2 separate regions of the Homo sapiens genome follow, and region 2 is linked to region 1. Evidence: chromatin contacts called from ENCODE Hi-C data. All regions are on one chromosome and are shown on one strand. Each heading gives the region's core, a stretch centred on a gene start or an enhancer-like site at or near the end of the contact. The rest is flanking DNA. Distances are from core to core; before and after follow the strand shown. Region 1 holds the start of LENG8 (leukocyte receptor cluster member 8). Region 2 holds the start of ZNF175 (zinc finger protein 175).

Evidence for each region. Hi-C counts contacts between places; a loop is a spot of excess contacts on that map. Pooled maps may share reads with other maps.
Region 2: a pooled map shows a loop between it and region 1 (13-fold over the local background). The contact joins the promoter of ZNF175 here to the promoter of LENG8 in region 1. A Hi-C loop is called at or near these places in 4 of 50 pooled maps.

What each region holds. Positions count from the first base shown.
Region 1 is chr19:54,447,446-54,451,011 of GRCh38, reverse strand. LENG8 (leukocyte receptor cluster member 8) reads right to left here and starts at 1,813. Exons shown (of 16, transcript NM_052925.4): 1 at 1,702-1,813. LENG8-AS1 (LENG8 antisense RNA 1) reads left to right here and starts at 1,974. Exons shown (of 3, transcript NR_126418.1): 1 at 1,974-2,450; 2 at 2,797-2,847. RefSeq lists an enhancer at 1,156-2,063.
Region 2 is chr19:51,569,344-51,572,909 of GRCh38, reverse strand. ZNF175 (zinc finger protein 175) reads right to left here and starts at 1,627. Exons shown (of 5, transcript NM_007147.4): 1 at 1,435-1,627. RefSeq lists an enhancer at 1,906-1,965.

The DNA of each region.
Region 1 (3,566 bases), core at 564-3,063:
GAAACCCATGTGAGCAAAGAGAGGCTGTGATGAAAGGTCCAGAGGGTAGGGGTGCCTCCATCAAGGGGAAAAGGTCTACAAAAAATTCTAGGGGCCAGGCGCGGTGGCTCACGCCTGTAATCCCAGCACTTTGAGAGGCCAAGGCGGGCAGGTCACCTGAGGTCGGGAGTTCGAGACCAGCCTAACCAACATGGAGTAACCACGTCTCTACTAAAAATACCAAATTAGCTGGGCATGGTGGCATATGCCTGTAATCCCAGCTACTAGGGAGGCCGAGGCAGGAGAATCGCTTGAACACGGGAGGCGGAGGGCGGTAAGCTGAGACTGCGCCATTGCTCTCCAGCCTGGGCAACAAGAGCGAAACTCTGTCTCAAAAAAAAAAAAAAAAAAAAAGCTAGGGAGTACGGGTTGTGAAAGGAACCTGAACCAAGAGGATGGATGCTATAATGAGAAGAGTCTGAGGGAACCCTTAAGGCTGAGAGGGTGGAAAGGTTTCCGAGAACTCTGTGAAAAGGGAGGCCTTTCAGGGAGCATCGAGGGGGCTGGAAGAATATTGGAGAAGAGAAGAAAATTTTGAGAGGAAAAGGGGATTTTCCGGAAGTTAACCCTGGAAGCAAGTGGTCGTTGAGCGTTCCTGAGAATGCCAACGTGAACCCCAACGTGAAGAAATGGGTTCTTAGCACTGACAGACTGATTTCAAAAAGGTCTCCGAAGGGCAGTAAAGAGACCTACGTGGGAGTCCTCAGTGGGACTACCCCTGCCTGCTTCCACGGGAGGTTCCCGGAAGCAGGGGTAGGGCTGGGAGAGAAAAGGGATCACCGTGGTTGGGTGTCTGGACATAAAGCTTTGGGAATGCCAAAGAAGACCCAAAACATGTTCAACGAATTAAGAGTGGGGTACAGAGAGAATTGGAAGAAAAGTGGAGTGTCTCCGGAGCAAGGATTCAGGAGCCTAAACTCCCGAGAGGGAGTAACTGATAAGTAGGATAATTAATCCCGCAGGAGAACCGGAATTCCCACGAGTTGACGGGATAGGAACGGGAGTCTGGAGCTGGGGAAAAGCCCTAGAAACGCAAAGGCTTAACTTAAACAGGACACAGGGCGTGGGTGGAGACGAGGGATCGTGGCGGGGACACAGGAAGAGGAGCCCCAGGGCAGAAGGGAGATTAGAGGTAAGGTCAGGAGTTGGGGGCTGGACAGAGGACTCCCGGACGGGTCTCAAGAACAGAGACAGGCATCAGACGCGAGGCCTGAGGTCCCGGGAGCACCTGGCCGTCCCGCAGGCTGGGCGAAGGCAAAGGAGGACGCCGGGTGGAGGAGGCCGCTCGGATCCCCACGACTAGCCACGGAGCCACTGCCCAGGCCGCGCCTGCGCACCACGCCCCAGAAAGACGCGCAGGAGCCGCCCGTCGCCCGGGGCAACACCCGGTCAACGGCGAGTGAGGGGCGCCCCGGGGCCCCGAGAACTCCAAGGGAGAGGAACGGAAATTAGAAGACGACGGCGCACGCGCGCTAGTGCCCGAACGCGCGGCCCCAGGCCCGGTGCGCAGGCGCAGTGGCTGCCCCTGCGCCGCCACACCCTGTCGACGCTCGCGCGCGGCGTCTGCTGCTGCGACGGCCGAGAAGGCCTCGGGGCTCGCGGGGCGCAAGACCAAAAGGAGATGCTATCCCCGCCCGCCTGCTCGCCTGCCGCTCCCCTTACCAACCAGGATCCTTCGCTGCAGGGACACGCCAACAACCACCCAGGCGATCAGCAACACGGCCACGACACCGCTGTGCCACCCGGCTGGCTCTGGTCTTCTTTGGCTTCGACGTCCTGACCGCGGCGTCCTGACGTCACGCGGCGGCCTTGCACCGCCTCCCTCGGCCCTGCACAGCCAATGAACGCCACGAGCTGCGCTTGAGCCCGCCTTCCTGCCCACGCACTTACGCATGAACATTTTAAGGCAGACCGGAAGTCTGGGTGGGGACGGTGGCCCCGAGGAGACAAGCGTGGCCGCATTAGCTCTTTCTGCCTCCCACGCAGCCTTATTTTTTTTATTGTTGTTTTCTTGTTGCTGTTGTTGTTGTTCTCGGAGACGGAGTCTTGCTCTTGCTCTGTCGTCGCCCACGATAGAGTACAGTGGCGTGATCTCTGCTCACTGCAACCTCCGCCTCCTGGGTTCAAACAATTCTGCCTCAGCCTCCGGAGTAGCTGGGATTACAGGCGCGCGCCACTATGCCCGGCTAATTTTTGTGTTTTTAGTAAAGACGGGGTTTCACCATGTCGGCCAGGCTGTTCTCGAACTCCTGACCTCGTGATCCCTCCGTCTCGGCTTCCCAAAGTGCTGGGATTACGGGCGTGAGCCACCGTGCCCGGCCGCAGCCTTGTTTTGACTGAGTCAGTGGGAGCCATTACTGTTCCTAAATGTAAACTGGCGTGACAGGAGTTCCGGGATTGTCCACAGCACGGTGATGTGGAAGCCCTGGGGAGAGAATGATAAAGAAAGGGGATGAGGAACAGCTCCACCCGGAAGAGCGGGCTTCCCTAGCAAATGAATCTGGAAGGGCGCAGGGGAGGGGGCACGGCGAGTTCAGATGGACCGAGGCTGGAAGCTGACGCGGTTGGAGGGGGATGGGTGTAGCTGTTGGCAGTGGCGCTGGGGTGGAAGTGTGTGGGGTCACAGATGTGTAAGGGTGGGCGCGGAGCAGACCCCCGAAGGTCCCTGAGGTCAGGCTGAGGCATTGGACCAAATCCGTACATAGGCATTTCTCTGAACTGCGCGCCACCTTTTGAGTGCCATCTGTTTCCGTCCAGGACTCTGATACAACTATCCAGTCCGCTGCAGGGACCGGTCACTGTGTCACAGTAAGTGGTGGGATTTAAGAGGCAGTTTTCCTCCTCATGTTCTACCATTATGAACGTCTAGCTTGAAAAATACATACCATTTTCATAACTACGTATTATTTTGTTAGTGCTAGCATAGTAGATCTTTTTCCGTTATTTTACTCTGTGGGGGGGGGGGGGTTTGTTTTGTTTTTGTTTTTGTTTTCTTTTTGGTACTAAGCTTTTTGTTCTGGAATAATTTTGGATTTATTCAAAACGTTGCAAAGACCGGGCGCGCTGGCTCACGCCTGTAATCCCAACACTTTGGGAGGCCGAGATGGGTGGATCACCTGGGGTCAGGAGTTCAAGATCAGCCTGGCCAACATGGTGAAGTCCCGTCTCTACTAAAAATACAGAAATTAGCTGGGCGTGGTGGCGCGTGCACCTGTAATCCCGGCTACTCGGGAGGCTGAGGCAGGAGAATCGCTTGAACCCAGGAGGCCAAGGTTGCAGTGAGCCGAGGTTACACCATTGCACTCCAGCCTGGGCAACAAGAGTGAAATTCTTGTCTCAAAAAAAAAAAAAAGAAAAGTTGCAAAGATCATAAGCAGTCCACCATGTTTTATGCCCACTTTCTTCTGATGCTGTCATCACAAGCACCAACAAAAGTGGTTTGTTGTAGATACTGACATGATGCATTACTGTAACTAAAACCCAGACTTTACTGGGATTTCACCACCTTTTCCTCCAATGTTTTCTTT
Region 2 (3,566 bases), core at 378-2,877, 2.9 Mb after region 1:
CAAAATGAAAATGCAGGTATTTATCACAGATGTTGGGAAACTTAACCAAGATGAAGCTTGTCAAGTCCTCAGTGCCTGCCTGGCACGTGATAAATATGAATTAAAAAAAGAAAGTTGTCAATTTAATTGTCAGCTAAATATCATGGGCATTATCATACCCATTTTGAGGATGAGGATAATGAGGCTGTGTGCTGTTACATAATTTGCCTGAAGGTTACTCAGTCTGTAAATGGAAAAACAGGGAATCAGCCCCACATCTGCCTTGTTCTAAACTGTACACTGTCTCCACTATCTCATGTACCCATACGTGGCCAGCTTCCAGAAACACCATTTCCTCTTTCTGTTGCCTTCATAGAACTCAGGCCGGGAGGTGGCTCTGTCTGGTGTACCTATTCTGAGCTTCTGGACTTTTCAGTCCCCGTCCATAATACACCACACACAGACCAGCCTCTTCTGACTAGAGCTAAAACTTAAAATCACTGTCCCAATCCCCATCTTGACACAGAAAATTTGCAGACATGCATCAGGGCCTCCAGTTACCATTTCTTGCCTGTCCACAATAAGTTGCCCCCACCGCACCTGAATGCAATCACTGACAGGACTGACTTTCAGAAATCCCCAATGAGTGTACTACAGGGCTGCCAGAAAGTTCCAAAATGCCTCCCAGTCACTGACATGGCACAGGCTTCTGAAATCTTTACTGCCCTGATAGCCAAGAAATGTTTCCCAGCGAGCACAATTTTCTGGTTTCCATAAAACGACAAATAATCCCCAACATAGGGGTCCAAATGAAATGCCCCAATAGGAAACCATCATCGATGTGCTCAACTGTCAATTACTGATCCTTACCATGTCCAAGGGACCCAAGAAGAGGCCAACACTGACCCACCCACCAATCCCTGAAGGACCCCAACACTCACTGCCTAGAAAGCAATGCATTCACCCTCACAAATCCCCATCATTGACCCCCTACGCCTCCAGTCAACTGGCTGCCATAGGCTACCCCTGGCAACCCCACTCTACTGATTCCTATAGGTTGCCCATCACTGGTCCCCTGAGAGTGTTACAGTGTGATCCTCAAAGTCCTCCAACCTCTGAAGCTCTTGGCTGCCAATCAATCACTGACTCCCCTAGTCCCACGGACAGTGAATCCCTTCCCTGAACGTCCTCCAGCACCATCCGCAAAGGCGCTCTTAAGATGCACGTTCACTGTCCTCAAGTTAGCAAGTTTCGTGGACCAATATAAAATCCGATATTAAAGTACACTTGGAATTTAAGTCACAAAAATACTACAAGCAGAAAATAAGCAAGAAAAGAGGGAAAATTAACAGGCTAATTATCCAACTAAAATTAGCAAACGCCACTTACCCCACAGCACCCATCACCCACCCCAGAAACCCCTCATCGCTCAGCCAAAACAAGCCCGTCACTCACCTCACAGCCTCGTCTTCAGCCGAGAAATCCCTTTATCACGCACCCCCACCCCCAACAAGCCCCTCATCACTCCCCCAAAGCCAGCCGCCCCTTCCTGACCCTACAGAACCCCCACTGCTAATATTCCCAATCACTTCAGCGTCCAGTAAGCGACATAGGCTTAGATCCACTTAACAACAGAAGCTAAATGGTCGCTCTAGGCCACTTCCGGTTTGGGTTACATTCCCGTTAGGATTTCCGTAGGCGCTGTTGAACCGCGCGCATGCCCACTAACACTTTTGAAGCTACGCTCCGCCAACAGTTATCATGGCGTATAACGGCGTACCTTTATTCCGCGGTTCATTCAACTTCAGAAACTTGGTAGGGAGGACGGCATGGCCGCACCCATACGGATTATGATATTGGAGGCCGCCATCGTCAAAGGGCTTTTATTCCGTACAGCCAAGGACAAATGGAATGTCACAGAGTAAAAGTCTTGGGTCCTACATTGGCAGGGGACCTATTCAATACTTGTGTATATATATTTCTAGGAGAAACTGACATGTATTCTGAAAAATACTTTTTCTCTATATTTTTCCCTCTGATTTAAAGACTTTTTTTTCCTGAATTGCTGAACAACTCACTGTCTTTAATAGCACTTTTGAAAATGTTATCTTTCTGAGAAATTGTATCTTTGTTATCCTTACACCATTGCTCTCTATACCTGGATGAACCTATTGATGAAGTAACCTACCAAGCGACCACCTGAAGAGAGAATTTAGGGCTCTTGGGACACTTCATTTAAAGAGAGGCGAATGAAAAAAATATAATCAAGTTAAAGGAAAAAAACACAATTACTGAGATCAATGTCAGCCAGCCCAACTGGGCAGAATTTTCAGGAAGAGGTTGTTCAATCAAATAAACAAAAATATATTCTAGAAGGTGAGTAATAGCAATCATAAAATTAAAAAAATGGCTGATTATGGGAAATAGGAGGCAGGGCTGAGTGAGGATCTGAAGGTGAAGATCTGAAATGATCCTTCTTTTTTAAAAAATAGTAATTTAAATATATTGCTTTCGTAGTTTGTGCCATTTTGTAGTTACCGATTTTACATTCTGTGTTCACAGCTTCTGCCACCCCATCTCTGCACTTAAAGCCACCATATTACTTTTAATTACTTCATACCTCATTTTTAGTCCATTTGAATAATAAAATAAGACTGCTTAGCCAATGAAGCATTTTTTTGAACATGGTTTCCCAGGAATAGTTGAGTTTTCACATTAGTATCTGAACCTAACTTTGTTACATGAAGCATGAAACCTGCTTTTATTTTAAAACATCAATTATATATTTACTGTAAGCAAATAGTGTAAAATCAATAAAAACACTTATCTTTATTATGTGAGAAAGTGTGACATTTTGTTTGAGTTACTAAGAAATTCCCCGGACTTAGAACTTTTGAATTTTCTCCACTTATAAATCTGAGACTATTCTTTACTGTGTCATAGGATTTACCCTACGGCTTTGGTACATTTTATTTAAAAAAAGGAAAATGCAGAGAGTGAAAATTGAGATAGAAGTAGGAGGCTTTAAGTACAACAGCCCCGCATGTGTATGTTCAGGGCAAGTTAAGGCGTCCCTCCACTGGGACATCTGTATATCTGTAGGATGAGGGGTAACTGCGCCCTCATACTCTTAGTGGGGCAGGCATACCCTAAGGTGACACCTACTGAGTCACACCTTGTACAAATCCATCCCTTTGAGTGCAAACGGAACCTGAGATTTGCTTCTTACCAACAGAATATGGCAAAAGTTATGGGACTTATCTCTATTATTAGATTATGATATTAAAATCTATGGGAACTTGAACATCATCTGCAAATACTGGAAATATTTCTCAGTTTCTAATTTTTACATTTCTTGCTTATTTTTCTGGTTTTACCTTGTTGGCTATAACCTCTTTAATAATGTCAAGTAACAGTGGTGACAGTGGGCATCCTTGTCTTGTTTCTGATTCAAATGAGAATGCTCCTGAATTTTCCTTATTTAGGGTGAGAGTTGGTGTTTTAATAGTTATCTTTTATCATATGCATGGTAATTCTAGTTGCTCCACTGCCTTATCAATACTTAGTATTGTTAGTCTTTTTAATTT